Regions from separate parts of the Homo sapiens genome. Here region 1 is linked to region 2. Evidence: read pairs that join two places in POLR2A ChIA-PET (ENCODE). Cell type or tissue: GM12878. All regions are shown on one strand. Region 1 holds the start of ABL1 (ABL proto-oncogene 1, non-receptor tyrosine kinase). Region 2 overlaps FAM78A (family with sequence similarity 78 member A).

Evidence for each region. Peaks named below come from ENCODE experiments on the same cell type or tissue, not always from the same donor. Only the 100,000 strongest peaks of a DNase experiment are listed, where the experiment ranks them.
Region 1: POLR2A ChIA-PET joins it to region 2 with 5 read pairs; 1 of 35 experiments calls an interaction of 5 or more read pairs at or near these places.

Annotation. Positions count from the first base shown.
Region 1 is chr9:130,833,556-130,836,055 of GRCh38, reverse strand. It overlaps ABL1 (ABL proto-oncogene 1, non-receptor tyrosine kinase), which reads right to left and starts at 802. Exons shown (of 11, transcript NM_005157.6): 1 at 531-802. The coding sequence starts at 609. It overlaps LOC124902287 (a long non-coding RNA gene), which reads left to right and starts at 1,228. Exons shown (of 2, transcript XR_007061822.1): 1 at 1,228-1,337; 2 at 1,591-2,500. RefSeq lists silencers at 229-278, 749-1,058 and enhancers at 695-1,220, 1,459-1,508, 1,529-1,578, 1,221-1,747. In GM12878, no CTCF peak of the experiment used is centred here; a DNase peak (open chromatin) is centred at 1,185; H3K4me3 peaks cover 1,496 bases; H3K27ac peaks cover 1,634 bases.
Region 2 is chr9:131,267,872-131,270,371 of GRCh38, reverse strand. All of the region lies in intron 1 of FAM78A (family with sequence similarity 78 member A), which reads left to right. Among named protein-coding and RNA genes, the nearest start is that of FAM78A, 7.4 kb to the left of the region's middle. RefSeq lists a silencer at 1,371-1,533. In GM12878, no CTCF peak of the experiment used is centred here; a DNase peak (open chromatin) is centred at 1,205; H3K4me3 peaks cover 1,970 bases; H3K27ac peaks cover 2,269 bases.

The DNA.
Region 1 (2,500 bases), 430 kb after region 2:
TGGTGCTCCTTGTGTACATGATGCTTAATGGAAATCGCATGTTTTCACAAACACGGGTCGATCTTTTTAACACACAGTCCCAATTAACGGTGGAAATTCCACAACGTGGGATCCCAGGGATGTTAAGGCCTGGCGAGTTGGCTTTCTCAAACTTTTTCGGGGGAGCCCGCACTGTGGGGCCCCGGACGCCGCCGTCACCATCCGGCGTGGCTCTACCGGGGCTGGTGCCGGGGCTGGGGGCCACGCTCCGCCGGCGGCGCCTAGGGGCCATCGCGAGAAAGAGAAAGAGACAGAGAGAGAGAAAAAGAGAGAGACAAGAGAAGAGAAAAGAGACAGACACAGAGAGAAAGAAAGAGAGACAGAATATAAGAGAACTGAAGAGAAGAGAAGAGAAGAGGGAAGAAAGAAAAAAAAGACAAGACCCGGGGAGGGCGCAGGCGGGAGCGCGCGGGCGGCGAGGCCTAGGAAGGGCCCAGCAGCAGCGGGAGGGCGCGCGGCTACTCAGCCCAACCCGTGCGGCCCGGGCTTACCTTCCAGATAACAGCTGGAGGACGAGGACAGCCCCTTCTTGGATTTGCAGCCCACCAGCTTCAGGCAGATCTCCAACATTTTCCCGCGCCAGCACGTCGGGGGCCGGAACCCCTCTCCCAGCTCGGTCCGCGGGCCCGGCTCAGGCCCGGCTCGGCCCGCGCGCCCCCCCGGCGCCCCCGGCCCCGCCAGCCGCCCTCACCGCCGCCCCGCGCGCCCGCGCCCGCCCATGGCCGCGGCCGCGTCTCCGCCTGGCCGGGACGCGCCTGTTAACAAAGGGCCCGGAGAGGGCGCCCGCCAGGCCCGCCCCCGCCCCGCCGCCGCCTGCGCCTTAACCCCCTCCTGGCCGCGCCCGTCCGCACCCAGGGGCCCCTGGCGTTCCCGAGGCCGAGCCCGGCCCAAAGCCACCGCCGCTTTCCAAAGCCAACCCGGGCCAATGGCGATCCTCGCAGGGGGAAGGCCGCGCGCGGCCCGCGGAGGTCTTTCTCCGCCTGGAAGCGCCGTCCCAGCCCCGGCGGGGAGGGTGCAGGCCTGCTCCACTCCACTTTAGAAGCCGCGCGCAACTCCACCGCGGCCTGGGGCGTCTCCAACCTGCACCGCTTTTGGCGAGTTTCCCAGTACGCGGTGCCAGGCAAACCCTCTGACCCGAGAACGCTGGTGAAAATGCATATTCCTCTGCAGTTACCAATACTAACTGGTCTCATTTCTACTCAACGCGCGTCCTGTGATTAAGGCTGAGGCAGTGGGTGTCTGGGGAGGAAGTCAGAGCTGGCACCCACAGGACAACCACACGTGCGCACGACACCCCGGTGAGGCCGCACATCCAGACCAGGATATGAGGTCAGGCTGCGAACAGACGGGTGTGAGTTCAGAGTGAGAGGACTTAGTCCCTACAATGAGAATTTTCGGAGGCACGGTCTGGGCCTCTTCTCTGATTCATTTTCTTTAACAGAGAACTTTTCCTCTTCCTTTGGCCGAGTGCCACGGGGTGAGGGTGGGGGGACCATTGTTTAAAATCCATTTCATTCAATTATTTTAAACTCTTGTTTGGACTGACCACAGACAATGTTATAAAGCAGCAACAATCACAGTCGTGTTACTGGCGCACACCCAGAAATCTAGGTCAGAGGGAAACAATAAGGAACTCAATGGCACCAAATAATTCAATAAAATCAGGTAAGTTCCCCTCATGACAGGAAAAGGAATTTATTTCATTTATTTCTTTCATAAATGGTGTTAATCACAAAACTGTAAAGGGGGAAGTTTAGTCCACATCTTCTAGCCATGAAGAGTAAGAGCTGACGTGTATTGTGCTCTTCCTATGTGCCATGTTACCTTCATTAACTGTATTGCATCTGCGTAATGATTCTGTGAGGAAACAGATTATCCCAATTCTTCAGGTTTAAAAACAAACAAACCCCACAGATGCTCAGAGAAGTCAGACACCTTGCCCACAGCTGGAAACAGGCGGAGATGGACTCAACCCAGGTCTGCCTGGCTCCAAGGATCAGGCTCCCGACCAGTGGATGATGCTGACCCTTCACATCAAGAATAAATTCCAAGTGGATTAAAGCATTGGATATCTTTGGTCAAATAACTAGCATTGTCATTATATGTTTCAGAGAAAGCCTTGGTTATGAGACCCTGGCTACTTTCTAGCCTATCCTGTAATGACAAAAACCCGGGTATCTTCAGTACCTCAGGAATGGCTAAGTAACAAGATCTTCACTTGGCTCTGCCAAAAACAGCACATAAAAACTCCAGTTGGACAGGATGTAACCAGTGTATATCACAGGGGTTCTCGGCCAGGATGTCATTAACTTTCCACATGTGTCCTGCCAAATTCTGATCAACATACAACATGTATTTTTACTGCCATTGAATGGACCTACTGCTAGAGTCGTGGTACCAGATCAGGCCTCATGAGCATCCAAGAGGGCACCATCAGGGAAGTTTGCAGCTCCCATCATCT
Region 2 (2,500 bases):
TTGAAAAAGATCAGTCGTGCCCAGTGTTTGGGGGAAGGAAGCGTCTTCACCTGTTGTTTGTGGGAGGACAGTTGAGGCAGGTGAGGATGCTGAGAGGTGAGCTCAGCTGTGCCTGTTACCGTCCACATGTGCAAGCCCTTCAGCTCGGTGGTTGTACTTGTTTTTGAGATGCAGTTTCACTCTTGTCACCCAGGCTGGAGTGCAGTGGCATGATCTTGGCTCACTGCAACATCCGCCTCCCGGGTTCAAGCGATTCTCCTGTCTCTGCCTCCCAAGTAGCTGGGATTACAGGTGCCTGCCACCACACCTGGCTTTTTTTTTTTTTTTTTTTTTTATTTTAGTAGGGATGGGGTTTCACCATGCTGACCAGGCTGGTCTCAAATTCCTGACCTCAAGTGATCTGCCTGCCTCGGCCTCCCAAAGTCCTGGGATTACAGGTGTGAGCCACTGTGCCCGGCCTGTACTTTTAGAGCCTCTTGTAGAAACTTTGTGCCCCTAGCTCAGGGCCTGCATATTGGAGGCAAAAAAATAATCTACTGAACAAGTGAGTTAATGATCACGCGAAGGGGAGAAGCAGCACATAAAGATGCACATGGGCTGGGCCCGGTGGCTCACGCCTATAATCCCAGCATTTTGGGAGGCTGAGGCAGGTGGATCATCTGAGGTCAGGAGTTCGAGACCAGCCTGGCCAACATGGCGAAACCCTGTCTCTACTAAAAATACAAAAATTAGCTGGGTGTGGTGGTGCGTGCCTTTAATCCCAGCTACTCAGAAGGCTGAGGTGCAAGAATTGCTTGAACCTGGGAGGTGGAGGTTACCGTGAGCCGAGATCACGCCACTGCACTCCAGCCTAGGCAACAGAGCTAGACTGTCTCAAAAAAAAAAAAATGCACACGTGAGGATGTTAACTCCAGCACGGCTCCTAATAGCAAAAAGCCAGGAACAACTCAAGTGTCCCCTCAAGAGGGAGTGAAATTATGCTCTGCCTGCAGTGCAGACTCTGAGGCAGGGCCATAGGCGATGAAGACAAGTGGGGAAATGATACATTGTTGTTACATTTTTGTTTAAAGTTATCAAACAATATGTAGGGTAGTAACCCATTTTTGTTAAAAAGAAAATACTGAAGTTGGGAACATATCCTGTGTGTGTATGCAGAGAGCAAGGTCTCAAAGGATGTTTACCAGAGTACATGGGGCACATGGGGAGGGGCGCATGGGGAGGTAGGTTTCAGTTTTCACTTGATACACTTCTTTTTTTTTTTTTTTTTTTTGAGACGAAGTTTTGTTCTTGTCGCCCAGGCTGGAGTGCAGTGGTGCTATCTCGGCTCATTGCAACCTCTGCCTCTCGGGGTTTCACCATGTTAGTCAGGCTGGTTTTGAACTGACCTCAAGCAATCCACCTTCCTCTGGCTCCCAAAGTGCTGGGATTACAGGCATGAGCCACCGCGCTCGGCCTAAGAGCACTTCTTTTTTTTTTTTTGAGACGGAGTCTCGCTCTGTCGCCCAGGCTGGAGTGCAGGGGCGCCATCTCGGCTCACTGCAAGCTCCGCCTCCCGGGTTCAAGTGATTCTCCTGCCTCAGCCTCCCGAGTAGCTGGGACTACAGGCACCTGCCACCATGCCCGGCTAATTTTTTTGTATTTTTAGTAGAGACGGGGTTTCACCCGTCTCTGTCTCGATCTCCTGACCTTGTGATCCGCCCGCCTCGGCCTCCCGAAGTGCTGGGATTACAGGAGTGAGCCACTGTGCCTGGCCAAGCACTTCTTTTATAACTAAAATTAAACAGGCGCTGTTGGTCTTTCCTCCCCTTGTGAGATCCCAGTGATCCACAGCTGTGCCTGGGTTAAGGGGAGTGGGGTTGGCAGGGAGAAGGTGTCTGGGTCCCAGAAGGAATGGGGTTTGTTGTGGTGGGGGAATCCCCGTGGGCAGGCCCTGTGGGAGGCGAGACCTCCAGCCCCTCCCTCAGCTGGTGAGCAGGTACTGGGGAGGCCAGGAGAGCAGGGCCTGGTGACCCGGTGGTGGTGGGGACAGCCCAGGGGGGCGGCAGTGCGGGGGGGATGTCAGGAACCCAGGATGCCTGTCCAGTGTGGAATGGGGGCTCTTGGGCATTCGTTTCTGTAAAATTGTAAAGCTTTTACAGAATGAGTACTTTCTGCAAATTTTATCAGATTATAAAATCCATACTGTTGGGGAGTAGGTAAAATAATTCCTAACTTCCTGCCCAGCCTGTGTGAGGGACTGAAACCAGGACTGAGCGGGAGACTGTGTGACATGGGCAGATCCTTGCCCTGGAGCCTCAAGTCTTTTTTTTTTTTTTTTTTTGAGACAGAGTCTCACTCTGTCGCCCAGGCTGGAGTGCAGTGGCGCCATCTCGGCTCACTGCAAGCTCCGCCTCCCGGGTTCATGCCATTCTCCTGCCTCAACCTCCCAAGTAGCTGGGACTACAGGTGCCTGCCACCACGCCCAGCTAATTTTTTTTAAAATATATTTTTAGTAGAGACG